Linked DNA regions of Mus musculus: region 1 is linked to region 2. Evidence: chromatin loops called from intact Hi-C (ENCODE). Cell type or tissue: heart. All regions are shown on one strand. Links, peaks and the distances in the headings refer to the core of each region. The heading gives the core; the rest is flanking DNA.

Region 1 (15,676 bases), core at 2,614-10,613, 120 kb before region 2:
TGGAGAGGAGTGTGGCCAAGCCCAGGGAGGACTAGCTTTCTGTGTCGTTGAAGCTGAAGTCACACCTTTTCTTCCCACAGGGGAAGGTGGAGGTGGAAGCTGGGAAAGAAGGCATGAAGTTTGAAGCCAGCGCTTTCTCCTACTATGGTGTGATGGCCCTCACAGCCTCTCCAGGTGAGTAGCCCCGGCATCTGTTTCAGGAAGACGCAGCCCTTCTCCCTCAGTCTCCCCTGAGCCCAGCATGAATCGGTTCTCGTTGATGCGCATCATAGAGACAGAAGCTGTACCCATCCCGGGTATACGCCTTCATAGGTCTCCACACCCAGCGAACACAGCTGTACACACTAGGAGAGGCAGACTATTAAGGCCTTAGTGATAGAGAGAGGAGAGAGTAAGCATCCTCCTCTGAATCGCTGTCCCCCAGAGGTCCCCCCTCACTTCTCGAACGTTGTAGGACACAGGATGTAGTGGGCTGACTCTGTTTTCCTCTGCCCGGGTTGTGCTGCCATGGTCATCTGGGCTCTGCGTGGGTGTGCTTCCTTCCCATCCCTACTATGTGCTTGCAGTTCCCTCATCTGATGGTTGAGCAATGCACTAAGGCCACCTGAGGCTACGGAAGAAGGGAGGAGTGCTGCTGCTCAGCGCCCGCCCTCATTTTAAATCAGTCCAGAGCCCCGGTCTGTGGACTGTGTCCCCACACTCTCAGGAGTGTGTCTTTCCCATTTACCTCCCTGGAAGTACTCTCAAGAGACATACCAGAGGTGTGTTGCCATGGCGACTGTAAACTCAAGGGATGCTAACCCTTAGATTAACCATCCGAAGGCTATTTCCTGTTAGAGGCACCTGCGGAAGCTGCGTGTCTTCTGTGGGTGTGTGCGCTGGGGTCTGCTGAGTTGCTAGTTAGCTTTAGAACTTTTTAGAAGCTTAGCACTTCCAGAAGCCTTGTGTCTGTTACATCCCCTCCCCCCCGGCCACCCCCCCCCTGCCCCGCCTGTTTTGGGAAGTGTTCCCTGGTCTCCATTCCAAGTCATTCTAAGTCTATCACACAGAGTAGCTCTTCTGGGGATTTTCCGTTACATCTCCCAGAGGCTGAGGGAGTTTGCTGCTACTGTTTGTCTAGAGAGCTGGCTGCTTGTGGTGCGTGGTTATGCCACCACGGGGATTGAGCAAGTTCTCTGAGAGTCTGAGGGGCCTGCAGGGGTGTCAGCACCCAACTTTGCTATTGCTTGCCTGCCCTGGCCAGGAGTAGATTAGGCAGGTAAACGGAGGTGCTGTGGTGCCACCTGGTGGCCAGAATACAAAAGGACATTCTGTACAAGGAAACATTTACAACGGCCAAAGCTAACCACAGTCCTTTTTAAAGGAAGGTTGTCAAACTGAAAAAAAAAAAAAATGTAACAGCAATGGCAACCCTTCAGGCAAGTTTGTCTTTGTGACATCTGTCTTCCCCTGCTGTCCCACGCAGCAGTGTGACTGGCATAAGGATGTAAGCGTTAAAAAGCCAGTAAGCTGTCAAGATTCCTTGCTCTCTCGTGCAGGCTTTGCTGTCCTAAGGGACATTGTCCCTGAGTGTGCACATGAGCCTGCGTGGTCCCTCCTAGAAGGTCTTTGTTATGAACTTGAAAGTGATCTTCCTTCCCACTGTGTGGTGACACTGAGGAAAAGCCCTTGGTGTCCCATAATATCCAGGAGGACACAATGAGGTGCTGTGCAGACAGTGTGCTGTGACCTTAAAATACAAGGGAAAGGTGGGTGAATGGCTACAAGTTCAGAGTCAGCGTAGTCTACACAGACCTTGTCTCAAAAGTGTGAAAACAGAACAACAGGAAGAAACATTATGTCACAGGAAGGTATTATCATTGTGACTGTTCTGGGACTATGTGTCTCGAGTTAGCGTAGGTTAACAGACCCCTATTTTTAAGGCATCTCTGTAAACTGATGAGAGCAACACACTTTTGCTGATGACTGGTTATTTAAACCTGAACACTAGCCTCGCTCACAGTGAACAGTAGTGTAGGGAAAATCCACGAAGAACAGGATAGCAAAAGGCTGGGAATGGTGGCCACACTAGTTCCAGCCCTTGTGAAGGAGGTGGGAGGACCATGAGGCTAGCCTGAGCTAAGTAGTAAGTTTGAGGTTAACCCTAGACCATAAGAGACCTTTCAAACCAACTGAAAAAAATAACAACAAAAGGCAGCAAAGAGCTGACCATTCACCAGGAGGCCCCCATCATTCATTTCAAAGGCTGACCTGGGTCTGGGGGTCTGTGTGTTCACTGAGATGTCCGATCAGTACAGGACATTAAGGCCTGCCTGTGTCTGCTCAAGAGGAAATCGCAGGTAAAGGTGCTTGCCACCAAGCCTGGTGACTTGAGAACGACTCCCACGTGTTGCCCTCTGTTCCCCACGTATGTGCTATGGCCGGCGCACATGTTCACATGTAAATGGAGAGTCAGCTGTCTACTGGGGAAACAGAGATGGAGGTCTGCAGTGAGACTGAGGCCAGAGTGGCCTACAGAACAAGTTCCAGGCCAGCCAGGGCTCTAGGTTGAGACCTTGTCCTGACACAAAGCAGTAAAATAAAGCCCTCAGTCCTTGGGACATGTGGGAAGGCATGCCCTGTCCCTCCTGGCCTGCTCTTGGGGTCTTCCCTGTGATGGGGCTAGTCTCCCATCAGAGTGAGCAGTGCTGAGCCTAACCTTTGTCTGCCATTCTCAGGCAGTCTGTACAGTTGCCTCTGCTCTGAAATCTGCAATCATCTCAAGCAACTCAAAGTATCAAGCCAAAATTATGAAACCAATAATACCAGTGAGTTGGGTAATCAGGGGCTTGTGAGGCCGCATGGTGAGTGAGCGCCGCAGTGCAGCGTGGGCCTATTCTTAGAGCCCCTACCAGCTGAGGCTTGGCTAATTGTGACTCAGACATTGAGAACAGCCTGTTTTGGAGCTGTGGACCTCAACTGGGTGTTGGAGGTTTAAGAACTTTCCAGAAAAGAGCACAAGGACAAGATTCTTCCCAGTGGCATACTGTTCTGGGGAAGTCATTTGTGTCCCTTCCTTTTATGTAACAGCAGTGGGCTTTGCTACTTGTGGGGTGGGATGCTCACGTTAGTGAGACAGCGTCCACTGCAGTCCCCTGGATGGGAAGATCTGTCTCTGCCTTTCAATGTGGTCTCACCCTGTTTTTCTCCATTTTCCAGTTCCTTTGTCCCTGTCTCGCACCTTTGTTGTCAGCAGGACAGAGGTGTTAGCTGCGGGCTCTCCAGGTAACTCTGCATGCTTCCTTTCTCCTAACCCAATCATTGATCCATTGCCTGCCTAGACCCTGGGGAAGCCTGGCCACCGGGCTGCACACTGTTTCCACAGCGCTGTTCCCAGCTTCCTGCCAGCCTGAAAATGCCAAGGCTGCTGCCTAAGATGGAGCTGTCCAGAAAACATAAACGACAGAGGTCTAGAAAGGAACTCTGGGCCAGGATCCATGGTGACCGGGCATAGGGAAAGTCTGTATGGTGGCTGCCTGTCCCACTTCTCATCCCACCTCACAGGTCTGGGCCTTGCAGCTCTGCCCCAGGTTTGCCCAGAGTCTTACTCGTCTTCAGCATGTTATAAGATGTGGAGTTTGCACTGGAGTCTAGACTGCTTTCCTTTCCCAAAGAATCAATTTGGACAGAATCTTGGGAGTGCATGAACTTGTCCTGGCAAATGAGAAAAGCCCATACTTACCCTAGTTTGGGAGTACTTCTCCTTCCCACCCACAAGTCCCCAACACACACACACACACATACACACACATACACACACACACACCACACACACACACACACACACACACACACACACACACACACACCACACACACACACACACCACACACACACACACACTGTGACCTGTGACTCTCTGCCCTCCTCAGGCAGATGACCCTGCTGCTCTGTTTGGGCTCAGTGCTGTGCACTTTCCTAACCAGCAGCTGATTACCCCCCAGCAGGAGAGCATGGCCAGGCCTAATACGCCCACTACAAAGAAAAGTTTTAATCTTTCTTTAATTAAAATTGCTTAGCCTTAATTGAGCTTGTTGTGGTACACACCTGTATCCCAGCATGCAGGATCGGAGGCAGGAGAGTTCAGGGTCAATACATAATAATATAGGAAGCTCCTGTCTTGGAGAAAGGTAGACTGTCAGACATCTGTGTGGGGTGATGCAGCTTTCCTGCGTTGCCCTTTTCCCATATAGCTCGTAGGTTTTAATCTGACCGATGCAATTTACATACAGTCCAACTCTATCATGCGCTAGAGCGCTGATACTTAGAGGAGCCCATGCTTACGTTGGAAGAAATTTAATTGTTTCCTTGAGTCTGCTGTCAGCCAGGTGTGGTGGCCACACCTCTAATCTCTGTGTTTAGGCTTAAATACGCAGATTGCCACGAGTTCAAGACCAGCTTGGGCTACATAGGGTGAGTTTGCAGCCAGAATAGCTAGAATAAAACCCTGCCTTCAGAACCCTACCATAGGGCTTCAGAGATGGTTCAGTTGCTGAATGCTAACTGCAGGAGGATGACGACCCGGGCACCAGCTCCCAGAAGCCAACCTAGTAGCCTGGTTTTATCCCCATACTGGGGAGGTGGAGACAGCAGGAACCCTGGGCTCACTGCCGGCCAGATGGGCCAAATCAGGGGGCCCCAGGTCCCAGGGGGTGACATTGTCTAAACAAAGTGAGGAACACCCAAGGTTGACCTCTGGCCTACACACACACATACACACACACATACACACACACACACACACACACACACACACACACACACACACACACTCTTCAAGTTTGGCATGTCTAAGCATAAGATATTCATTCACAGAGCTATTCAACTCAAACCAATGAGCAGAACACACACATGCATTCACGTGCATCCATGCATTTATATTTTTCTTCCATTCTTCACTCATGTTTGCTGATTGTATATGAAGTTGCAGGGATACTGAAGTTGATGCGTCAAAGCCCAGTACATCATCTGCATGCTATGTCTCCTTAGAATTGGAGCTCTCTTCACCATGCCTGCTCCATCTGGGCAGGAGTAGATAGGCCGGCCTGCCTTGAAGGTCCTGGCCCACGGGCCTGCTGCCATTGCAGTAACAATGATATCCTGCCCCTTCCAGAAGGTGCCTATGGTGCAAACGAGGCTCCGTTCATTATTCTGCCTACGAGTTTGTAGTCAAAAGAAAGGATTCCTAGGTAGGATAGAAAAAATAAACTGAAGCAAAAAGCCAGAAAAGCAAAGTGAGCCAATACTGAGAGGGGTTGTTTGTCTGCTTGGTTGGCTTTTGAGGTAAGGTCGTGGCCCTGGCTGTCCTGTGTAGACCAGCAGACCGTACCTCACAGGGATCCGCCTGCCTCTGCCTCCTGAGTGCTGGGACTAAAGGGGTGCACCCCCATGTCCAGCTCAAATGGTTTTGACTTTGATTTCGTTTTGTCTGGTTTTTGAGATGAGGTCTCTTGTAGCCCAGGCTGGCCTAACTTGAACTGACTATATATCTAAAGATGACCTTGAACTCAGCATCTTCCAGTCTCTGCCTCCCAAGTGCCTGGATTCTGGTTGGGTGCCACCAAGCCCAGCTAAAATTGGCGTCTCATCTTTCTTACTGTCATAAAACCTTGACATACAAATTTGATAGCAAAGCATGAGCCCAGCCGTGGGTGGAGCTTGCTCCAGCTTCTGCTCTGTGGGTCTGGGCTCTCTGGGCTCACTGCAGGTGAGTCTTCAGGGCCGCTGAACAGTTTGGTTTGTGGTGTATTTGGACCAATTTGCAGGTAGAAGTTTAGTCCTTTATCTCATGGATTTTGGGTAAAGGATGTAAACTGATTGCCCCACTCGGTGAGACATCCAAAGTACACAAGTAGCAACAGAACTCAGACGGCCCCGCTGCTGTTTTGTAAATTGCATTAGGAATGAATAACACGGTAGAGAAGGCTTCATGAGATCCTTAAAATGAAAGCAACTGCGAGTTAAGTCAGACCCAGGGCTGTCCCTGTCAGGCCACAGCAGGGTCCAGTGTTTTCAGCAGGAGGCTGGGACCAAGAGGAAGTCCATCCTGGAGGCAAGCATGCCCTTTCTGAGTGGGGACGCTCCTGCCTGCTGCTTTTGGTCACACCTGGGATGGAACACTGTGTGTCCTTCACCATTCTGCTCAGGTCTTAGACTAGTGAGAAGAGGCCAGATCCCTGTTTACATCAGAGTACTGTCTGGAGAGAAACTTTCAATAGTTTCTTGAGAAAACACACAGCTCTCATTGAAGAGTAGCAAACAACCACAGAAAACTGGTGAAGTCTCTCTGGCCCGTGGCAGATTGTCCTGCACTGTCACAAAGGTCCTAGTCTCCCATCTTTTTACAATAATTTTATATTAATGTTAAAAATAATTAAACTTTTATGACTACATTTTTTTGTGAGCAAAAGTTGAGTGTGAGTCTGTAGGGAACAGTGATTTCCCAAGGCTTGCTGTTTCCTGTCAAGAAGGCTTAGCAAGTGTTGCTGACCACGTGCTGTAAGCCCGCTCTTTCTTTACTTGGTGTTAAGATTTTAATCTTGTCCTTGAGATGCTGAGCAGTATTAAAGCCAGGAGGTGTGCTCCCAGGCAGTCATGTCAGGCCCGTGGCTCTGTAGGAGGAGTGTGGGCAATGGGTGGCTGTGACAACGGGCACAATAAGACGTTCATCACATGCATGTGCACATGTGTGTGCGTGCGCACGTGTGTACGCGGGCCCAACAAACCAATCAGAAAGCAGTGTTCACTAACTGGGAGTCTAGAAGAATCCAGGCTCTGACCCCCACCTGCCAAGGAGCAGTGGTCCTGCCACCCAGGTGCCTTGCCTTTGATACCTTGAAACCATAGAAGTAAACACTATTTTAGAAACCTATGCAGACAGAGAGAGAAATAGATGGGTGCGTCTCTATGAGTGCCAGGTCAGCCTGGTCTACATAGTGAGTTCCAGGCCAGTCAGGGCTACACAGAGAGACCTTATTTCAACAACAACAAAAAGCATACATACATATTTCATAGAAGAGAGAGCTTTATATTGTCTACTCTTTCTACTAGCTTTTTCAAAATATCTTCATACAACTAAACACACCCCTCAATTTTTAATTTTACTTTCATAAAATGTTTAAAATAATGATCTGTTGGTTTGACTTTTACACTGTATTTTACTAAGGTTCTCTTGCTCTTTACATTGGAAGTTTTGTTTGTAGACCTACAAAAAGCATAAAATCCTATCAGAAAAACATTAAATATATTAAACAAAAATACATGCAGAAACATACAACTTAAAGACCTGATCCAGGAGCGTGGTCTGGGAGAGGCTAGCAGGAGAGAGCGGGACATGTCAACAGGGCACGTCCATCCGGCACTCACTGGGTGTGGCGCTGTGCTCAGCGCTCTATCTTCCGTGAGCTGGGTACCACTGTGCAGTTTACAGAAAGGACTCTGAAGCTGGGCAGAGTTGGGTCACCGTTCAAAGTTCCGCTCTAAGAGTGCTGTTCTCTCAGGAGGTGGCAGGGACAGTAGGGGGCACTGTTGAGTCGGACGTTGACTTGTGGGAAGCCAGCACTGTGAGCTGTGTGGCAGAACAGGTGGAAGAGGGAGATGTGGCCTGGGAGTCCTGAGAGGAGTTCCCCAGTGGACACGGTGGTGAGGGTGGGCAGAGGACTTTAGTACCACTATGAAGAGAGGAAAGCTTCAGGGGACCGCAGTACTTCGGGGTCTTCAGCTGGTTTCAAGTTGCTCAGTGGCACTGTGTAAACCAGTCACTTGAAGTAAGAGGTAGGCTGTGGCCACAGTGACAGACTTTGATAGTTGGAGGGCAGGACCTGCCACAGGCTGGCTCTTTTCTGGGCATCTTTTAAGGGCTTCGGAAGATGGGAGCATGGGTCCCCTCTACCCTTGTGGCATTCTGCAATTCAGAGCCCATCTACTGTGCTCAGATGGCTGAAACAGCGGGATGAAAAGGCCTCCTCAGGGAGGACATGGGATCTATTATTTGGTTGGCTGATTAGTTTTTTGGGACAGGGTTTCTCTGTGTGGCCCTGGCTGTCCTGGAACTCCCTCTATAGACCAGGCTAACCTTGAACTCAGAAATCCACACACCTCTGCCCCTTGAGTGCTGGGATCACAGGGGTGTGCCACCACACCCAGTGGTATTTTACCTTTAACATAATTCATCGTTAAAGCTACAAGGAACGGGAGCTGGAGAGATGGCTTGGTGGTATGGAGAAGGCACTGCGTTGCTTTTCCAGAGGGATCCAGGTTCAGGAGGCTTGCTCCAAGGAGATCACTGCAGAAACCCATATCACCAAGACACCGAGCAGGCCTCTCAAGGGTTTCCTGTCTCCTAGCATGATGGTATACCTGAGCTGGCTGATGGCTAAGAGGCAAAGGAGACAGAGGGTCTTTGATAATCTCGTTTGGCTCCTGGACAGATAATGGAGAGCCTTTTATGGTCCTTGTTAGTATCGGGTAGTAGCGTCCGTGACCCGGGCCTTCTCCTCAGCCCTATCTGTGTACCTAGTGATGCTCCCCTCAAAGGCGGGTTCTCAGCTACTGAGCTTTGGCCTTTATACCCTGGTCTTGTCGCAGCTGAGCTGTGCGTATCTGTGGGAGAGATGTGTGGGCGCTGGTGGGATTGCTTTTCATTTGGAGCGAGCGTTCTCCAGCGGCTATACCTACAGTGCTTTAAAGGCCGCTTTCTCTCCCTTTTCTAGGGGAAAATAAGTCACCTCCTCGCCCCTGTGGCCTGAATCACTCAGATTCTCTCAGTCGGAGCGACCGGATTGACGCCATGACGCCAACCTTGGGGAGCAGCAACAACCAGCTCAGCTCTTCCTTCCTTCAAGTCTACATCCCTGACTACTCAGTACGAGCCCTCTCTGACCTACAGTTCGTCAAGGTGAGTGGGGAGGGCTGCACGGCTAGATCTGGCAGGTACAGCCACTTCTGACAGCTTCCCCTTGGCTGTCAAAACGTCCCACCTCCCTTCCTGGGCTCAGCGCAGGTTGAGAAACACAGTGACCTCTATTCCATCCCATGAGCCTGAATTAGCCATCTTTCAGAGACCCAAGCAGCTTTCGCTGAAGCTGATAACCATTTTTCTTGTCTCTGAATGTAAGAGGCCAGATGTAGAAATGGTTCTAGTGGTGAGAGCTGGCTGGATCTTGGCAGTCGGTGTGAACCTTTCAGAGTGGCTCAGTTTCTACTCAAGGATGATTCCTCCTAGAGCAAAAGAGTTGGGCCTCCTGGGGTATTCAGTGTGTGATACGGTATTAGGAGACAAGAGAACCTAAAAATAAGTTCTCTTGGTTTGTTTTCTGTGTCCTCTTCTGGCCCCAGATCTCCAGACAGCAATACCAAAATGCCTTGATGGCGTCTCGGATGGACAAAACGCCTCAGTCTTCAGACAGTGAAAATACTAAAATTGAATTGACTCTTACGGAGCTGCATGACGGCTTGCCAGATGAGACGGCCAACTTGCTCAATGAACAGAACTGTGTGTCACACAACAAGGCCAACCACAGCCTGCACAGTGAAGGCGCCATCTAGGGCCCCTCGGGCCCCCTTGTCCGGCCCTCCTGGACTTGGTCTGACCATGACTTCCGCTAGTTGAGCTTGTCTGCCATGCTGCGTCCTACAGCCTTGAGACCAAAGACTTTGCCCCTTTCCCTGGAAGCCGCGGAGGACGGCTGGGGGAGGGATGGAAACTGGACACGTGACATCCACAGCTGGGGCATGGCTTTCAAGAATTCGGAGACAAACTTCTTCCACCCAAATAGAATCATGTTTATTTTTTCAGAACCTTTTATCGTTTCTTTCATCCCTCAATTTGCATGAAATTTAAAAATTGTTTCATTATGTTTTTTTCCAAGAGATCATGTTTTTGTTTCTAAGTGTCTTTTGCAGAGTTTGAAGTTGGTCTTTCCAAGCTAACTCTGCTGTAGCCCCACCGTGTGACCCCGACAGGATGGACTTGCCCCTTTAACGGCCTTCCCTGGCCGTCCCCAGGAGGGATACCTTTCCTCTGTGCCCGGTGGGTGTCGCTGTCGAACTTGATGGATGAATGAAGAAAAATCATGTCACTGCAGAACGTGCCAAGTCTGTCGTCACTGTGGGTGTCGGCGGAAGCTGCAGGTGCCCTCTCTGCACGTAGTGTCCTTTTGAAAATATGATGTCTAACCCCATCCCTTTCCCTCAGGAAGGATTAATTTAACGTTTGCTTGGGGATGTGATCTTGTTCCCACCCTAAGGAATTTTTATCACCAAAATGAATGTTAATGAATTTTAAACCCATGGTTTATCATTGGCAGGAGGCAATGACTTCATCCCCCATTCCTGTAACCTCTGGTGGTCTGGGACATCAGCTAGCCCCCACCCCAACCCCTCACTCTTGCTAACCCAAGCTGCTGCTACAGGTGCCAAGTGGAAACCTTCCATGGGGCTTCTTAATGAACATGTGGTGGTGGCGGCTACAGGATGCCTCTTTCCTGCTGGGACTTGTGTATTATCTGAGTGGGGTGGGCAGGGTGGGAGGTGGACAATATACTTAGGTATTTCTAGACCCTGTTTCTAATGAAATGCCCTTCCTTCCATAGAGCCAAGTGCCCCTCCCATGTTGTCCCTGGGCTGTGGAGTTCAGCAGTGGCCCTGTTCAAAGGTGGCCCTGCTTCGGATGTGGCCATTGCCAGAGAGCCACCCATACAGCCAGAGTCAGTTTGACCCCAAATCGATTCAGAAACCAAATGTGTGTTGTGGCCATTTCATGTGTGTCTCTGTCTTACTTCAATACCAAATTTACCATGTGTTATGAAATTCACGTCAGCAGGTACTGCTTGGGTGGCTTCTTTTAAAAGGTTCCTTCCTTGCATTTGCTGGCAGTGCTCATACACTCAAATGAACTCCTGGCCAGTGTTCAGTGGGCTTCTCATTACCCAGGTCACTGCTGGAGAAGAGAGCCTTTGTGGGCCTGGGCTTCCTGCACAGGGAACCCTCAGGCTCAGCGCCAGCCTCCTCCTTCAGGTAGGAGGTCTGCTAACCCCAGGATGGACTCTGGGAGGGTGACATGTTGGGTTGGTCCTTTGTTGAATACCTGATGACTCTGAAAACTCTGTGCGTGTGCGTGTGCGCGTGCGCATGGGCACGGGAGTGCTAGGACTGGAACCCACGGCCATGTGCATCCTTGGCAGGTGCTCTATCACTGCCACACCCGCAGACCTTGGCTCGGGCGTCTGGTGCCATGCCCACTGACAGTGGGTAGTGGTCCTGAGTGTTCGGGTTGAGAAAGGCTGGCCCTTAGTGGAGGGTCGTTGAGAGTAGCTTTTAAAGGAGCTGAGTGACCTGCTACCGGTACCTAGCCTGCCACTTTGGGATGAAGTTCCTATCATGGGGAACCCCACACAGTGAGTACCCCCTTCTCAAACACATCCAGGTGAAAATATCATTTTAATAAGGAGCATATTATGTTCAGATGTAAGCTCTCTGAGTGTGGCCAGGGCCAGAGTCCTTCCAACAAGCTTCTAGCTGGCCCCTTCCCTGAGGCCTGGGGAGTCAGGAGCCCAGCCAAGGCTCTCTAGTGCTAAGTGTTCCACTCTGCTGCCCCTCAGGCATGGTACACCTCTGCCTCAGACAGCCTTGCCCCAGGAAGGAGCCTCTGGAAGAGAAGCACCTTGGGCCTCTCTGAGTTTTACTGTTCCTGGATCCTGGAGATGAAGGACTTGAGGGAGCTAGCTGGGAGAGCATCAGTCACCACCCGCTGCGGCAGCTAACTGTAGAGTTCTCTTGCAAAGAAGCTGAGGAGTGGGGTTCTCAGAGATCAAGACTGTGGCCTGCCAGCTTCGTGTTCATTTTCCATTAATGAACTAATTATCTTTGACTAGTTACTTCTATAATAACCAGGAATTCTGAATAGTTCCTCCATCGGCCGTAGTTTGAGCTGCTCTGGGGAGAAGTTTCAATCTTTAAACAGGGCTTGCGTCCGAGTGAACAGTGTTTCCAAGTCTCCCACTCCCAAGTTGACTCCTGAGGCAACTGGCTCTTTGCCCCTCTGAGTGGATCTTGGCTAGGAATGGCACATACCATCTCTGGCCTCACCTCATGGGCTTCCCAGCCAAGAGAGCCTGGCAAGTAGTAGAGTGGCCATGGTCAGGCTCCTTCCATGTAGCTCTGGCTTGGAAGCCCTCCTGCAATGCTGCATGTGCAAACATGGAGGGGAGGGGTCAGGCCAGACAGACTCAGGCCTCGGGAGTTCTGGGTGCTATGGGCCTGCCCCTATGCCTCTGCTGCCAGGCAGAGGACAGGACAGCATCTAGAACTGGATGCCTGTGTGCAGACACTGTCACTGCTAATGGGGGTCCTTCATTTACTGTTCTTTGTCCATAAGGCAAGTCCAAACTCTAGTAAAGTCTTAGGAGAAGAGAATCCTGATATTTCCACATGAGTATTGGGGTGCTAGTCAGCTAGCTTAAATTTGGGTTCCCAATTTGAAGGTGCCGCCTGTTTCATACTCTCTGTGGGCATAGTTGACCTCACGTGAAGGGAGCTGAGCCACAAACCACTTTCTCGTGTTATTCCAAGAAACGCGTACAGGTGTTCAGTGCAGAACTTCACACTGATACGGAACACTAACTGTGAAAAGTCCCCTCGCCATCCCCAGCTCTGTACAGCTAAAGGACCAGCTTTTCCAAATCTAGGAAAACATGGCAGGTCCAGACGCATTAGAAAATGGAGCGACAGGATTTTGAGTTACACAGGGACCATGATCTTCAGCCCGCAAGTTATTTGGGTTAAGAAGCAAAACCAAGTAGGTGCTGGGTGACTCAGCCTGTGTCCTGGCTAGTGAAAACATACACAAACACCTCTGTCCTTCTCTGAAGGCTGCCAGGGATCTGCCACTGTCACTGTGCCTCAACCCAGGGGATGCAGTCTCCCAGGGACAAACCCAAGCAGGCTAACCCTCTGGACTGGCGCAGTGTACACACCTTGTCCCCTGGAGCAAGCCGAGAGGGTTGGCTGCTTCAGACACACCATGTAGTCTAACCTGCTGTGGCTTGGCATGAGTCCTCCCTCTGCTTTTCTTGTGCAGGGCTGATGGCTGTTTAGCTACTTAGCTACCGGTGTACCCTTTTTTGAGGTACCAGGATCTTTCTTGGGCTATGTTTGCTTTCATTCTGGGCCATAGGCTTGTGGTGCTTCTGTCCAACAAGGACAACTGGGTAAGTTGTAGGCTAGCCCAGAATTAGGAGTTTTGAGCTGAATATGGAAGTGATTGTGGGGGTATTTGGAAGTTTTTCCCATACAAATTTATCGATGAGGCACCTACTCGGTGGACTTGTATACTCAGGGCCATTTACTTGTGTTTTAGGAGCTGACGGAACGGTGAGCTTGTTGAGGTGCATTTGCTTCTAGTTGAAGGATGAGCAGTGCTCCGACGCCGAGCTGCTGTTACGAGTCCTGGGCCTGGGATGGGCAAGCCTTCCTCTGGCACCTCCGCACCCTCCTCCCGGAATCAATGCTCATTTACTGGTTTTCCTTCTGGAGAGTCCCCAGTGGTCCAGCACCCCCATGGCCACCTCAGTCAGGCAGAGGGAGCAATCCAGACATAGCAGCTAAAGTGAGCATCTGGGGACCTTTGCTTCTTAGTTCCCTGTGGCTGACATAGCTCATGCAACCTTTTTATACCAGAGCCATGGGAGACATCTCAAGTGCAGTTGTTTTAAATGCTTTTTGATGGAGAGTGCCAGGCAGTACTTGAAGCAATTATCAAAATAGCAAGAGCCAGGTTCTAGGTGTTTTTATGTCCACAGCTGGAAGGAAGGAGAGGTGTGGGCCAATGTTTCAGATGCTGATGTATTGGGGTACTGTCTAGCTTCACTTAGAAGGGTTTGTTCCGATGCTGCTCACATTTGATCCACGCGGATTTACTTCTGGGGCTGGATTCTTCCAGAGTCACCCTAAAGAGAATTATCAAAAGGGCCTGACAGACATGAGTGCCTGCTCTTCTTGGAGACTCGGGTTTCTTACAAACAGCTAGGGTCCCAGACCTCTAGAACCAAGGGAATTATGGACTCATTCCCTAGAAAGCCCCCGCCTGGCTTCTGATTCACTACTACCCATGTCAGGGCTACTGTGAAGAGTCTCACCAACTGACTGACTTTTCTTGTTTTTGCAGTCCTTTAAATCCACAAATGTATATGCTTTATTTTATATTATTTATTATGTACATATGTCTCTACTGTTAGTATATCATGTGACTAAGACACTGTTTGGAAGCCCCTCATCCACTGAGCCTAGGGTTCTGTTGTCCCTTATTGGGTGAGAGGGTGGTGGTATTTTCTGTTTAAAAGGAAAAAAAAAACCATATTGCTGCTCTTACCCCAGCTTCTTTCATTGCCTTACCCCAGTCCATTCCTGCTGGCCAGTATCTGGGAGGTAGATGGGGCAGAACTTCTCACGTCTCCATGAGTTACTGCAGACGAGGTGTTTTGGTAACTGGGTCTCTTCGCTATGGCTGAGACCAGAGCCTCCTTCCTCATCCACACCCAAGCTAGATCAATGGCTTCTACCGCTCACTTGCATTGCAGGATCTATCTGTAGTGGAAGCTGCCCATCTAGGCTCTGACCATGCCTCTTCCTGGTATTAAGGCCCAGTTACCAGCATTGCCTTGGGCCAAACGTAAGCCCTGCTTTGTCTGATTTCCACCCTCCTCAGTCGTACCCACGGTATCATGGCGTACATTTCATGCATTTGAGCAGTGGCATCAAGAGAAAGCTAAACACAGGTCATATGCACAAGCTGTCATAACAGACGCGTTTATAATCCAAATGTTGTAGATTTACAATACCTATTTATTTGTACCAATTTATTTGTAAATCTTGTGATTGTTTTTAAAAGGTTTTGTTTATTTCTATTCTTCTATTTAGATAAATGATTTTCTGTTCACCCTTTTAGCAGCTGTGTGTTCCCTCTTTCCTCTGTGTGACACCAACCATTTTGTTTTCTTCAGCCGTGGTCCCGTACCGGTTTACATGGCTTTCCTTGTGGGAAAGGCAGACCGGTTCACATCAGGGCGTCTCCTCTGGACAGACACTGCAGGTTGAGTACCTGCATGTTACAGCCTGGTACACAGCTGGTTTGGGGGATGCTCTTCTGAGGAATGAGGTGCGCCCCCACCAGCTCTTCCCTAGGAAACGTACAAGTATCCATCTGACTTGCCTAGTGACACACTAGGTTTTCCTTGGCAGTAACAAAGGCTTCTTTGTACAGGCGTCTCAGTTGGCTCTTGAAGATAAAAATGGCTATTTAGCTCCTCTAAACCAGTGAGGAAAGTCAGTTCATGGGTGAGTCACCCTCAAGTGATACAAGGCCACAGGTGTGGAGGCATATTAGATGTTCTTCGGTAATTGAGAATGACCCTCATCTTCTGTTGTCACTTGGTGGATGAGAAGACCCACAACATCTGGATGAGTCTCAAGGTGCTAGGTGAATCCACTAACTGGCTGCCCCTTTCTGAAAGTCTTTATTTTACATCCCAAGCAAGTCCATGCACTAAGAAACAAGCTTCTAGTGGCTCAAGAGTCCCTACTGTATTTGACAATGACATCTCTTTTACTTAACACTTGTCCTGTGGGAACATTTCAGCGG
Region 2 (15,676 bases), core at 4,687-12,686:
TGAAACAAGATCTCCCAATGTAGCTCAGGCTATTCCCAGCCTCAGTGCAAAGGCAGCTAGCACATACCACCACACCCAGAAAAACCTCTCATTAGTACACTCCAGTCTCACTTCATACTGGTTAGTCCTGAAGTTCTTCTCTGTGGCATGGTCACGCATCCCAGCGTCACCTGAGTAGAGGTCTATGCAGAAGCTCTTCAGGCTGCTCCAGGGAGCAGTAAAGGCTGCATCTCCTAGCCTTGCCGATGCTACCACAGAGGCTCAGAGTGTTCCCGGACAGCGAGGGTTTTCACTAACTCTGATTGCAAAATGGAAGATGCTTGCTAAGCATCCCAGGGAGTGAGAGCTACAGTGCTCAGAGGTGGGTGGACCACATAGGGTTGAGAGACATATTTTGATTTCTCCCGACAGCGTCTGAAAGAACTATTTTAGAACTCTGACGCCAAGTCCAAGGAAGACCGTCTGCAACCTGGCTGCACAGAATTTCCATTCTGTTACTGGAACTCGGTGTCCAGACTGGACATTTCTAGCCTCTGGGTAACATAATCAAGGAATTAAGATAAAGGTTCACACTGCTTGCAAAGTAACAAGGAAACTTTACTCAGACGGATCAGGTATGCTGTCAGGAGGGATGATGGGCGGATGACTGCTCCAGGCTGGGCCACTGAGGTGAGTCAGAAGATAAAACTGCTAGTTAATCAAGCCCTGCAGTGTGAATTCGATCCCCTGAACCTACGTAAAGGTCAAAGGGTAAAACAAGCTCACGAAAGTCGTCTCTGGCCGACACTCCCTGAACTCCAACCCATGTGCATCACAATACACACGGTAACAGTAATTATTAATTTAAAAAAACAAAACTTGAAAACAGTACTGAAGGGCTCTAGTTATGGGTTTAAGAGGAGAAGGGGCTTGTTGCTAAGGGGGATAACTGGAAAGGTTCTATTTTGATTGACAGGTTTGGGTTATATGACTCTTTTTCTACTGCAAATGTTCCTTCCCATGCTACATCTGTTCATCCAATTACGCATAGGTATAAGGTTATAGAGGTTTTTAACTAAAAGCTCCTTCCGAGGAAAGTCTACCTTACTGAGCATGCAGCCCAGAGAAGTCAGATCAGCCCCTTCATTCCCATGCCTTGATAGGGAAGTTGTCCCATGGTTGTTTTGTTTTGTTTTGTTTCAGAATGAACATTGTTACAAGTGTACATACAGCACAAACCAAGTGGAGTTCCAGGTTGCTAAATTATTCCCTAAGCTTACCTGCTTACGGATTCAACTACTAACACACTATAATTTTTGTTAAGATTCGTAGTAATTGGGAGACTTGATTCTATTCATGTATTTGTTGTTGTTGTTTTAAAACATGCACACACATTTTATTATGTCTGGCTGGAGAGGGTATGTGTGTGAAAATCAGAGGACGACTTTCAGGAGTCACTTCTTTCCTTCCACCACGTAGGCCCAGGGCTTACATCAGACTATTTGACTTGGCAGGGAGTGCCCTGACCCAGTGACCCTCCACCCCCACCCCCGCACTGGCCCCCTTTCCTTCTACCTGACTGGAACTGTGGTTTAAAACTCCAGTACACCTGGATTCAAAGCTCAAACAGCAGTGTTGGGGAGGGCCCAGGTCTCTCGTACTTGAAGTCAGCTGCTAGATTGAACCGTTCAGAAACCCACGCGTACTCTGGGAACTCCAGCTCAGTGAGCCTGTTCAGCCCTGCTTCCAGCTAAAGCAGCAGCAGCAGGTGAGGGCATTGTCTGGAGACATTCCACTCCCCAGCCTCCAGGGAGTTCCGGCAGCTCCAGTTTCTCCCATCCATCTCGGATCAGGAAGAAATGTTAGATCAGTGGTTTTCAGTTATGACCACGCAATGGAATTTCCGAGGTAGCTTTTAAGAAACACCTATGCCAGGCTCTGCCTCGCTCACGGAAATGACGGTCTTTGGATTGATATTTAGGTGTCGTGCTGTTTGCTGCAGTCTAGAATGGAACCTCAGGCCCCATGCACCTTAAGAACAGTCACACTCTATCACTGAACAAGCCACACCCCCATGCCCTGCACACCAGTACTGGTGGGGAGGGAGTCCTGTTTGTTTTATGGTACCTTTTTGTTTGTCTTAAAGACACAGTTTCATACAGTCTCGGCTGACCTCAACCTTAAAATGTACCAAGAACGACCTCAGAGAGACCAAGCCGATGTCTTGCCTCTGCCTCTGCAGGGGTGAGATAACACACACTTCTGCTGGAAATGGATATGTTCTGTGTCAGGGGAGAAACCCACAGACGAGGGGACGGTAACCTGGCATGGCATACGCCGAGAAGCAAGCACACTGGGGCTGGAGCTTACTTAGTTCAATCTAATGACATCTGTGGCTGTGTCTCGGGCACCGGTGGGAGCTTCGTTATGCAGTTTGTTAAGCATTCACCATGGTAAAGGCTGGGATAGAGAAGGTGTAGCGTTCAGTAGTAAAAGTGCTTCCCTACCATGCCTCGGGCTCTTGGTTCTATTGCATCGCTACCATGCCTCGGGCTCTTGGTTCAATGCCTCGTGACACGGGGGGGGGGGGGGGGGGGGGGGGGGGGATGGGGACACAGGAAGTGGGGGGGGGAGGGAAGGAAGGGAGAAGGGAGAGGGAGAAAGAGAGAGAGAGACAGACAGACAGACACATACACACACACAAATACAGACACATGCATGCATACACACAGTAAACACCACAATAAACACGCTTGGATAAAACAGAGTGTTGTTCTGTGGTTGCTCTGGCCTGTTACACTCTGTACGGGAGTAAACTTCCCTACTGTGCTCGGGCAGGTGAATTCTCTCAATGCCTGTCAATCCCTGGCCACCTTTTGGTGTTCTGTACCGGGCATAAGACCCCCACCTCTTCACTTCCAATGTTTTCAATCTCAAGACCTTTGGTGAGCTGTACAGACACAGACGTGGCTGAAGGTTGGTGGCCAGGGCATCTGCACTATGGCGGAAAGTCTCCATGTTGTAGTGTGTGCTCAGCCCCGCCCTCGGAGGACCCAGTCTCCGAGACTTCCTTCTCCCTCAGCAGCCTCACAGGACTCTCTCAAGGATGGGGGATAGTAACTTCTGGACAGAACCACTCTCCAGTACAATCCACAGTTCTCCCTGTCCCTGTGAACAGGTCCTGGAGTTTTAGGGGTGAGGGTCTCTTCCCACAGACCTCTCTGTGGAAAAAGGCCTCCGACACTGGGAACTGAGGCTCCTGGGTGAGGCGACTCAGGCTTGAGATGGTATGGCCCAAGAATTACTGTAGAAGGGAGAAAGTTACATTTCTTTCTCTTGTGTCCACTCACGGTCCCCATACAGAACAAGCAACAAGTGGCTCCTGGACAAGGCTGCGGCTATGGCAGGGGCGGCTCTAAGCTCCACAGTTCCTCTTCCCCTGGTCTTCCTGCCAGCCCTCTCGATGACTCCATTCTTCTGAGGTCTTCTGAGGACTGCCCTGTGGCACCAGTTCTACCTCCCGAAGGTACTTAAGCAAGGCTGTCACCTCTACCACAAAAGGTCCATTTCCTGGGCAGGGCCTGGTGACTCATAAACCTAGCACTTGGGAAGTGGTAGCAGAAGAAAATTCAAGATTAGCTTCAGTTTTATAGTGAGACAGGCTAGCCTAGGCTACTGAGGCTAGCCTGGGCTGCATGAGAGCCTGTCCCAAACAAACAAACAAACAAACAATAAAGAAGCCTCATTTCCCTTAATCCCTTTGGGATCCCCTGCCCAGGCCCGAGTCACCCCTGTCCAGTTTAAAGAAGGTACTGGAAGAAAACCTCTGACTTCCCAAGACTGGGTCTGCTGCTCTGCGGGGTTAGGGGTATGTGTGGTGGTAAAGAGATGGCTGTGACAGAGGACCAGGAAGGAATGCAGTGTCTCCAAACCAAGAAGCATCCCTGATGACACGACAGAAGAAAACAGTGGGTCCTCTCCAGTCAGACCTCAAGCAGGGGACACGTGCCTGCCCCTGACCAGTACCCAAAGGACTCCAGATTTGACCGCGGAGATGCTCGCTTGCTCGCTCGTCCATGTTCACTGCTGTTCTACTCTCCATGGCTAGGAAATGGACTTGGATAATGAAAAGGCAGTACACACGCACGCACACACAACACATACATATATGCACACAATACACACACATACACACAGGCATACACACATAAACATACAACACATACATACATACATACATACACACACACACACACAGACATACACACATAAACACACAACACATACATACATGCACACACATACGCATACACACACACACAGAGGCATACACACATAGACACACAACACATACATACATGCACACACACACACAGGCATACACACATAAACACACAACACACACACACACACACAGAGGCATACACACATAAACACACAACACATACATACATGCACACACACACACAGGCATACACACATAAACACACAACACACACACACACACACACAGAGGCATACACACATAAACACACAACACATACATACACGCACCCACAGATTTTATTCAGCTGTTAAAAAAAGAAATTATAATATTTCTAGGAAAATGAAGAAAACTTTAAAATTGTATACTAACTGAGGTAACCCAAGGTCAGAAAGACAAATGTTGCATGTTCTCCTCATATGCAGATCCCAGCTTTGAATTTTTAGTTTTTTGCATTTCATACCTGCAGAAGCCAGAAAACCAGAAGAAAGCCGTGGGGGGGAGGGGGGGATGGCCGAAGAGGGGGAGGGAAGTAGAAAGGTAGAGATGCTTCAGGAGGGAAAGGGTGGGGGATGGGGACGCAAGGGGGTTAGGAGGTTAGCCAGACTGAAGGAGATATGAAAAAAAAAAAAAACCCATAAGGGAACCTAATATCCAATAACCCCATTTAAAATGCAATTTTAATTTCAGCCGGCCGTGTTGGCACACGCCTTTAATCCCAGCACTAGGGAGGCAGAGGCAGGCGGATTTCTGAGTTCGAGGCCAGCCTGGTCTACAAAGTGAGTGCCAGGACAGCCAGGGCTATACAGAGAAACCCTGTCTCGAAAAAAAAAACGAAAAAAAAAAAAAAAAAAGATGTAATTTCAGTGTTGGAGAGATGGCTCAGCAGTTAAGAGAACCTGCTGCTCCTCCACAGGATGTGAGTTCGGATCCTAGCAGCCATGTCAGGCAGCTCACGACTGCCTTAGGAGTTACTGCACTGGAGGGCAAAGGAACAGGGCCAGGCTGAGCGAGCAGGGGCACCGCCTTCTCTTCCAATGTGCGAGACACTTACAGCATCAGCTCATGGCTACCAGAAGAGGCCTTGCTGGGATGAGTTTTTGAGTAGTCAGAAAGAAGTCAGGAAGGACAAAGGCAAGAGGAAGGGAAGGGAGATATAATGATGGGGGTGGGGTGGGGGTGGTACTAAGGTCCCCAACCCAGGGTGTGTACTCAGATGAGAAGTGGTAAAAGAAGAAAGGGAGCCATTACTGCCTTTAAAAAACCATGCATGTGTGTGTGTGTGTGTGTGTGTGTGTGTGTGTGCGCGCGCGCGCGCACACACACATGTAGCAGCTGGAAGACAATCTCGGGTTTCATCATCAGGCCATCTGCCTCCTTGGAGACTGAGCCTTTTCCTGACTAGACAGCCCCAGGGATCCTCCTGTCTCTGCCACTCCAACGATGGGATTACAAGGGCACACCATCACACCCAAAAATCTTTACATAGGTTCTGGGGATTGAACTCAGATCCTGTGCAAGCATTTTACCAACCGAGCCATCTCCGAAGCCCAAGGCCATTTATTTTCAAAGAGAGATGCAGGCAGGCAGGCAGGCAGGCAGGCAGGCAGTTGGGAGCAGGCTTGGGTATTGGGGAAGTAAGCAGGCTAAAGACAGGACGTTCTGGCCAGAAACCAGAAGGCTGGCATTGCTGAGCCCCAGTGTCATGACAAGATCCGGGGTGTGCCTGACTGAAGTGGCAGTCATGTCGTCACAGGTCGGGAATGGTGAAGTGATTCAAGTCTGGTAGTTCAACATAGTCTCTACATGCAAGGAGCTGAAGCAGGGGGATTGGTGTGAGTTTGAGGTCATGGGTGGGATATGCAGGCAATTACAGATCAGGACAGATTGTAAAATGACATCCTGCTTTTAAAAATATATAATAACCAAGAATCTGAAATAAATGATCCTCAGGAATCAGAAAATAAGTGTCTGGTAAGTTCTGTCTTCGGAGGGTTGAAGAAAAGGCCCAAGTAGGGAAAGTGGCTACAACTCAACCGCTCAGGTCAGGAAATGCTGTGGTCTTGCTTGAACAAACGGTCCTTACGCTACAGCCTCCACGAGAGTCAGTACAACTATCCAAACACAGATTCGCGGGGCCAACAGTGGCTGTGCTCTGGGGCTAAGGAGCTACATTCTAAATTCAGCTGCTCTGGGGTCCAGAAATCATGTCGTTAATGACTCTGAAGATGGTGGTTCACGGCGCTGAGAAGCCGTGCTCACAGAGAGGAAGAACAATGAGTTGGCAGAAATTCTGGTCAGCTCTATATCGCGCTGAGGAATAAGGAGCTCAATTTACAAGTCCCCTCTGGGAAAGAAAACACTAACAAAATGCGTTTTAGAAAGACAAGGCAGTTTTAATGAAAAGGGGTGCCACGCCCTGAAGAGACCCAGGGGTCTCCCCCTCCCCCCCAGGGAAAGTCATTGTGCAGAAAGATAAAACTGTTCTGTACCCATTACCCAGCCGCACCCTCCTGCACTCCTAGGAGACTGCTCTGCTGAGCAGATAAGTAGTGTGGTCTCTAACAACCACACAAAAGACCTGCACAGAGCCAGGTGGGGGCACTGCCTGCTGTAAAGGTCTGCCTGAGTCACCCCTGACAGGAACCAGCTTCTCCTAGCCCTGGAGTTTTCTTCACTATCTGTGATTGGGCTCCCCTAGTCTCTGGGCAAAAGAAAGAAAGAATAAATATTAACTAAAGGTGCAGCTGTGGCAGGGTGCCCAGGCACTCCCCTCCCTTCAGCCTCCTTGCCCCCTGACCCAGAGGCTGGAACCAACCGCTGGGCTCTCAGGTTCATGATCTGCTTGGCTGCTCCTGCAGAAAGAGGGGAGAGGCGAGCATTTCTCTGCATAGCCCTGGATGGCAACCAGCCATTCATTGGCGGGAGGGGCCTTTACAGGTGGCTAAAGTGATGTATAGTCACTGCTGGGGCCTCCTGGACTCAAGTAGCTGACCCATATGATCTCCAAGTCAGCCAAAGCCAAGGCCCACATTCCTTCCATGTGTTACACTTCACCAGTTGTTACATTGTGTTATATTGTGTTACATTATGTTACATTAACCAGTAGCCAGCTAAGCAGATTGTATTCGTCACTGGGTGGTAGGGTGGGATAATTAGAGACCCAGTGATAAATTATTTGTTCAATGAGAATAATAATGCCTGCCTCACTCCTTGGCTATTGAATTAAAGAGATGTTAAAGAAATGAAAACTAAAGAAATAAATTCGTAAGTATTTTTTTTTTAAAAACATCTTTCAGGATGGGGAGATGGCCTTGTGGGTAGATACCCAGAAGCCATTGCAGTAGTGTGCATTGCTGAACTGCGTCCTGCCTTGCCGCTGGGATGCCTGGGCACAGCTGGCATGCAGCTCGGGGGAGGCAGAACGAAGTCCCCAGAATGGTGGTCTGCTGCGGGGTCTGGGACCTATGCCGTGGTTCCCAGTCTCCTATGTACCTGGGCGCCACTGGCATACAGCTGGGAGTCGGGGCACAGGGTCCATGGTCCATGCTTCCCCTTGGGGCATCCATGCACTGGACAGGAAGGGGAAGACAGAGTCCAGGAAGGGCGGGACCAGTCTGATTACAAGTGAGCTCTGGAAGAAGAGAGAGAAGGACTTCTTCGGGAGTTTAGGCGAGGCTCTTTAAGATGAAGGCCTTCCCCGCAGCTTGCTTGGTCATATTGGTTTATTTGATGGTGGATATTAATTGCATACACTTCACTCAGGGTGAACCGGGGATCAAATACCTTTTGCGGGAAGGAGTGCACAGGAAGGGAAGCTAATTGGCTGAACCCTCAGGGGCTTATCTAGGTACCTCATTAGTGTGGAGTACTTGAGGTTTTTTATGCCACATGACTGATCACCACGGTCCTCAGTGGGGTGTTGTGGTTTCTGTTCCAGGGCAGGTAGAGGCGGCAGGGAACGGCTCCGCTCCTGCCGGTCTCAATCCCGAGATCCCTGGGACTTGCGCTCACTCAGCCTGACCACTTCTCATGCCTGCCTGGTAACAAGCTCCCATATGCCCTACAGTGCATCATCCTAGCATTTCTACAGCAACACAGACAGAAGAATTCCCAGACGCTTGTGGGCCACTTACCCTAGGGTTGCACCAGAGAACAAGAGACCCTATTTCAAACAAGATGGGATGCAAAGACCAACATCCAAAGTTGTTTCTGATCTCTACATGTGAGCCAGGGCAGGTGTGGTGCCCACACTCACAGACATGAAAACACACGTGCATGCACACACAAACACACAGACACACCAGACAGATACATGCAAACATATCAATAGTTTTAAAAGAAAGTGGGGGGTGGCAGGGAATGGCTCAGTGGGTAAGAGCACCTGACTGCTCTTCCGAAGGTCCGAAGTTCAAATCCCAGCAACCACATGGTGGCTTACAACCATCCATAAAGAGATCTGACTCCTTCTTCTGGAGTGTCTGAAGACAGCTACAGTGTACTTACATATAATAAAAATAAATAAATCTTTAAAAGAAAGAAAGAGAGAGAGAGAGAGAGAAAGGAAGGAAGGAAGGAAGGAAGGAAGGAAGGAAGGAGGAAGGAAGGAAGGAAGGAGGAAGGAAGGAAGGAAGGAAGGGGAGTGTGGTGTCTCGTGCCTTTAATCCCAGCACTCAAGACACAGAAGCAGACAGATCTCTCTGTGAGCTCAGTGCCATCTGGTCACCGTGGCAAGTTGTAGGTCAATCAAGTGCTACATAGTGAGATCGCAAAAATTAAAAAACAAATAACTAGCCGGGCGTGGTGGCACACGCCTTTAATCCCAGCACTTGGGAGGCAGAGGCAGGCGGATTTCTGAGTTCGAGACCAGCCTGGTCTACAAAGTGAGTTCCAGGACAGCCAGGGCTATACAGAGAAACCCTGTCTCGAAAAACCAAAAAAAAAAAAAAAAAAAAAACCCAAACAAAACCAAACCAAACCAAACCAAAACCAAAACAAAAAAAAACCAAAAACAAATAAATAGATTTCTTAAAACCTTGAGTAATACATTTCAACTCCTGACCTTTAGGTCCTGACACTCACCACGCAGGCTCTGCTTGCAATGATCAGCACTGCGACCTCTATTCAAAGTGTTCCACTAACCAAGACCTTGGCTCAAATCCTAAGTTGGGCAAGGGACAAGCTGTTGGTCAACACTGCCCCCTAGTGGTAAATTTACCAACTGCACAGAGACCGGCCACCAGTCTTTCTCTGGGCTCACTGGGTAACTCCTGGAAAAACCTTAAACTCCTTGCCCCCGAAACAGCCTTAGGCTCAATCCCAGCCAAGAGCCAGTCTGCTCTCTGTGTGGCTTATGTCTTTGTACTTCATAAGTGGTACTCATCCGTACTTTAAATCTTTAGCAAAATCCTGTTCAGATCCTGACTCGTCCAAAAGAACCCTGACCCTAATCAGCCCAAATCTCCCCAAACTTTCTTCAATGTCTCCTTTATTGGGTTAGTTGCCTGTATGAGTTATTTCTAAACTATAGAGGTGTATATATATATATATATATACATATATATATACACATATATATATACACATACACATATATATGTGTATATATATATATATGTATATATAATTCCCGTTTTACAAAACTGTTCGAACAGTTTTCAGAGCCTGAGCTAACTACATATATTCTTTTTTTTTTAAGATTTTTTTTTAATATGATGTGCACACTTCAGACACACCAGAAGAGGGCATTGATACCCATTACAGATGAGCCACTGTGTGGTTGCTGGGAATTGAACTCAGGACCTCTGGAAGAGCAGTCAGTGCTCTTAACTACTGAGCCATCTCTCCAGTCCGACTATGTATATTTTTAAAGAATCATACTTTTGAGTGCTTAATGAGGGCCAGAACCAGAGCTGGGTACTTGCCCATACACGCTCTCAATTATGTTTTGTTGTGATAATTATTATTCTGGGGTTGCTACACCCCCTTGTTGTCTTTGAATATTAAGGGGTTTCTACTCCACTTCAGACCATATTGTTCCCAGATAAAAGACACAGAAATCTTCAGATTTACAATGAGCTTAAGGGCACTAGAGCTGGCTGGGCGTGGTGGCGCACGCCTTTAATCCCAGCACTCAGGAGGCAGAGGCAGGCGGATTTCTGAGTTCAAGGCAAGCCTGGTCTACGAAGTGAGTTTCAGGACAGCCAGGGCTATACAGAGAAACCCTGTCTCAGAAAGAAAAAACAAAAAAAAAACAAAAAAACACTAGAGCTGGGCTGGTGAGATGGCTCAGTGGGTAAGAGCACTGACTGCTCTTCCAAAGGTCCCAGCAACCACATGGTGGCTCATAACCACCCATAATGAGATCTGACGCCCTCTTCTGGTGCATCTGAAGACAGCCACAGTGTACTTGTTTATAATAATAAATAAATCTTTGAGGGGAAAAAAAAAAGAGCACTAGAGCTGGGCAGACACCAATCCTCTGTGCTGTTTTGTCTGCTTCCCTGGTGCTGTTCCCGGGGATATCACTGGCCGTGCTCCACCTGGGCCATGCCTACTCCATCAGGCCAGCCCTCATGGCCACCTACACAGTGGTGTCTTCTTTCCTTCTCCTCCTCCTCATGGTCCTACCTCAGACCCCAAGTCCGGGGATCTTTGCTGTGTCCCCTACCCTCTGCCCAGCCCAGGCTATAGGTATCCTTATTATAATCAGTGATAACTTGGGGGGGGAGGGCACAAGGTTTGCACAACAAAAGCTGGTGTATGTGAGATTCACTCATCTTGGAGTAACCAGGTCTTGGGATACAGTATTTAGCCTTTGAATACATAGTAGCACCAGACCAACCCCCTATAACTTTCCATGGCCACTTTAATGCAATTCTACTGCAAATTTGCTACTGTCTCAATTTATAGCTGGAAAAAGGAAACCTCAGTGACTTAATGTAGACCACACAGCCAGGGAGAAGTGTAGGTCTAAAACCATACGCTAACAACGGCGGGTACAGAGAACAAGTCAAATCTCCTGAGTCAACTCTCGCGCCTGCAACTGAGAAAGAATTCAAAACCCCCTGAGTTTGGAGAGTGATGTACTAGGCCGTTCTTAATGAAGACACTGAAAGGTGAGCCTTTGAATCCGGTCCAGATTTCCAGGAAATCCGGCCCACATTTCCAGGAGATGCTTTAAAAGCTCCAAGCCATTAACCACCACCTCCTAGAGAAGGAATAAGCATTCTAATTAATTTCTTTAAAATAAATTTAAGTGGGACAGAGAGATGGCTTGGAGGTTACAAGGACTTGTTGCTTTTACAGAGGACCACACATGGCTCACAACCATCCTTAACTCAGATTTCAGGGGATCCGAACCCCTCTTCTAGCCTTCTCCAGCATCAGGCGCTCACATGCTGGCGCATACACATATACCGAGACAAAAACTGCTCATACATATAAAATAAGTATGTAAGTATTTTAAAAATCAAATAAACGTCTGTGTTCTTTAGACAGGTGGTACACGCCTGTAACCTCTGCAATCAGAAGGTGGGGACAGGGAGATCAAGAGTTCAATACCAGCTCAGGCTCTACAAAACCCTGTCTCCAAAGTGAAAAAAGAGAAAGCATGCATGTGTGAGCAACACTATAAAACACTGAGCATTTTGTAGCCACCAATAATTTGTGAGAAGCAGCAACAAGGAATGGAGTGGGGGGGTCTCAAGTTGGAACAAACCCCCACCATGGTGTTTAGGGAGGGATACAGTTCTGTTTGAAAGAAAACTCAGGGAACAGCGTGGTGAAGGATGAGCCCGGCTGTTCGATTCTGGGTCCTTGTTTCCTCTATCCTAGGCCTGGGCTCCAAAAACCTGGAGAAGGAATCCTGAGGGAAAAGATGGGGCAGAGTTTGGTTCTCAGGAGCAGTTTCAATTTATTCAACCAGCATGACCCTAACTGACCTGCAAGCAGCCTGGGACCCAGGCAAGGTCACTCACAATACAACCAACTTTACCACACGTTGTGGAAGCCTCGCAGACTGTGGTACCGCTTTCTCTTCGCCTCGAGTTGTCCAGCATGCCTGGTTCCTCACACCAAAGGGGCAAGTTTGCCTTCCAAGTGCTTCAAGGACAGAGAGTAAACACATTTCTGTTCACATGTTTGTGGGTCTATGTGCCTGGTGAGAGGCACATGGAACTGACCATGTCTCCCAAGCCGCGTGTGCAGCTGCTGAAGACCCCCCTGAATGGGATGTGGTGGAGACTGGAAGCCCAACGCTGGAGGAGGAGGCTACAGCTCAAGGCCAGACTCTACTCTGTTATGAGTTTGAGACCAGCCCGCCTAAGACCCTGTGTGTGTGTGTTGGGGGGCGGGGGTGGGGGAGTTGGGTTGACGGAGAGAAGGAGGAAGAATAATAAACAAATTAAGGAAGGAAAGAAGGAGATAAAGATAGAGAAAGACCCCCTCACAATATAACCCTGTCCCTGCCCAGGGGCCTTCCTGCCCTGGCTTCCTGCAATGCTCTGTGCTGGAGCCCACAGACACCCTCACAGGCTCAGCCGCTGCTCTTGGGTTGGACGGCTGACTGAGAGGTTTTTCAGCTACAACTCTACCTGACACTCCATCCCTTCACCTCACCACTCACCGGGCGGGCATTAATGCCTCCTCCCAGCCAAGGGCTTTCTTTGCCCATCTCCTGCCAGTTATATTATTCAGGAAACAAAGGCTCTCGAATGAGAGGCGAGGAATGGCTGTCACGTCTCTACGGAGATTCCATGACATTTATTTGTCCTGCATTTCCCCACCCTTTACCCTACTGCACCACCCCAGGTTGCAGAGGGATCCCACCTCACAACCCCGGCCTGAAGCAATGCGCTCTTCCTCGACTCATACTCCAGTATGAGGCAGTCAGGGGTAAACACTATACTCGGAAAATCTCTTCCACTTGGACTTGCCTTGCCTCCAGTTACAGAAGTGACAGAAAAGCAACCTTTCTTTTATTGATAGGGTCTTATATAGCCCAGGCTGGCCTCAAGCTATGTAGCTGAGGCTGGACTTGAACTCCTGATCAACCTTGCCTTTACCTTCCAAGTGGCTCCATGAAGGTGTGAACTCGGATTTTTTCTGGCTTATACCAGACTATACACCTCCCCCCTTATTGGAAATGGGTGCTCTTCTTATCCACTGTATCCTGATTACAGTTTCCCTTCCCTCTTCTCCCATCCTGACCCACTCCTTCTCTGTCTCCCATTAGAAACCTCTAGGAGATAACAATAAAATATAACAAAATTTTACAAAAAAAAAAATCCTATTAAAATTGGACAAGACAAACCAACAAAAGGGCAAGAGCCCCAAGAGCAGGCACAGGAATCAGAGATTCCCCCCCCTTGTTCACCCACTCAGGATCCCGGAAACACTAAACTGAAGGCTGTAATATACACGCAGAGGACCTACTGCAGCCCCGTGTGGGCCCCGTGCTTGCGGCTCCAGTCTCTGTGATTCATATGAGCATTGCTTGGTTAGTTTAGAAGGCCTTGTTGTGGTGTCATTTGTAGAATTGATAGATTCTACAAATGCTTAAAGGAAAATCAACAGTATTTTAAGACTCTTGGAGAGACCATGTTCTTACCCATTACATGAGGGTAGTCTTCAATATCATCAGTTCGAGAAATCCAAAAAACAACTGCAGACTGACACCCACTCTGCATACAGATGCAGACGCCTTCAATACTAGCGAGCGAAATCCAGCAGCCCACTAGGAGAACTTGGTATGCAGTGACCAAATGAGATTTAGCCTGTTAACGGTGCATCAACCAGTGTGAAACACCGTATTAATAAAGGACACAGAGCATGCGTGACCACATCAGCAGACAGAGAAGACAGTTTTACAGAATCTAGTGATTTTTCATAATGAAAACACTGGGGTGAGCACTTCTTTGATTCGTAAAGGACATTTACAAAAGAAAAAGAAAATGCGATATCCATAAAGTCACAGGGATCCTGCACGTTGCCTGGTTCCGAGGCACCGTGGGAAGCTCTGCAGGAAAGGGAAAGGAGCGCAGAAGGCAGGGGGGATCTGGTTAGTGCCAGATACGCTTGGCTCCTATATCTGGCACTGCAGTATGGGATACGTCATTACCTACAGCACAGCCCTGCCGTGGCAGCTGCCTCCCTTTCCATCCCTGCAAGTTCACAGCACTAGGTCACAGCCAAGACAACCTCAGGGCTTCCCCAGGAAGTTCATGTCCCTCCTATAACCTTAGTGGGAAGTGACTTTCCATAGACTGGGACACGGCCATCAAGCTAGTGATGGGACTTGGACTCACTGCCCACATCTCCTTCATGTTGGCCAACCTTGTGGTTGTAGCGGAAACCTTCATCAAACCACAGTGTCTATTTTCTGTTTATGATCTAATGGCCAGGCTGGCTGCTGCTACCTAATGTTCAACATAAGACTCAGAACTTAGAGACTGACAATTGTTCCACAACCCTCCATTCGGGCTTCATTGACACCATCCTGCAGGTGACTGCGACCAACTTACTGGCTATTTTATTTTTAAAGACAATAGTCTCACTATGTGCTAACTGCCCGGAATGTATCACGTACTGCAGCCTGACTTTGAACTTAGAGATCTACTTGTCTCTGCCTTCCAAGTGCTGAGATGGAAGATGTGCCTCACCGTGCCTTGCCATCTTATTGGCTGATGAAATCGAGAGACACATTCTGGTTTTCTGTACGTAGCTCTACACACAGATGAGCAACTGACAAGTGTTTGTGGTGACTGTGGCCATCTGGACAGTGGCCATTGTCGTAGAGGCCGTACAGCACAGCATCACAGCGCACAGTGACTGTGTGCCATCTGGGCCATTTGCACCTTGATGATCCTTGTGGCGATGTGGCTCTCTTAGCTCGCACCTCTGACTGTGAGGACTGAGAACGGAACAGCCCTGGACCTAGGTGGACCTGGGATTCCACGGCGAGTTTCTGGAAACCAGTCATTGTGCTTGGTTATGATCTGCTGAAATCTGTGACTCGTCTATCATTGCAAGATGTGTGCTTCCCCTTGTTTAAGGATTTGCTGCCTTCTGAGTCAAAACAGCCTGGGACCTCGCTACAGTCCGTGGTTTAGAAAGGAAGCTACAACAGGAAGGCGGTTGCCTTCCAAAGAGTTCGATGAGCAACATCCATGATGAATTTCATCCTGATCCACACTCATTTTGAAAGTAGGAGTGCAGTTCTTGCAGTGGAATTCAGAATGGTTCCCAGAGTATCTGTCTAGACGGTGTGACCTAGACTTAGTGCCACTCTGTAAGATGGAGCTCAGACCTAACACTGCTTGGGTGACCAAGAACCAGAAACTAGATAGCCTAGAGACCTAGGGTAAAACCAAATACTACTGGTCATAAAAAGAAAAAAAAAGTTGTGATAAAATGGCTCCTGGTGACATTCTG

What was found. Peaks named below come from ENCODE experiments on the same cell type or tissue, not always from the same donor. Only the 100,000 strongest peaks of a DNase experiment are listed, where the experiment ranks them.
Region 1: it touches region 2 in a loop (8-fold over the local background); 40 of 42 quality-filtered maps call a loop at or near these places.

The regions. Positions count from the first base shown.
Region 1 is chr19:46,868,458-46,884,133 of GRCm38, forward strand. Cnnm2 (cyclin M2) reads left to right here. Exons shown (of 8, transcript NM_033569.3): 5 at 81-174; 6 at 3,199-3,264; 7 at 8,751-8,935; 8 at 9,376-10,123. The coding sequence ends at 9,585. Among named protein-coding and RNA genes, the nearest start is that of Nt5c2, 86 kb to the right of the region's middle. In heart, for the core only: CTCF peaks have their summits at 7,551 (motif pointing right) and 10,068; DNase peaks (open chromatin) are centred at 7,584 and 10,104.
Region 2 is chr19:46,981,909-46,997,584 of GRCm38, forward strand. It overlaps a transcript of Nt5c2 not described here and the pseudogene Gm18657. Among named protein-coding and RNA genes, the nearest start is that of Ina, 25 kb to the right of the region's middle. In heart, for the core only: a CTCF peak has its summit at 9,449 (motif pointing left); DNase peaks (open chromatin) are centred at 5,923 and 9,453; H3K27ac peaks cover 2,194 bases.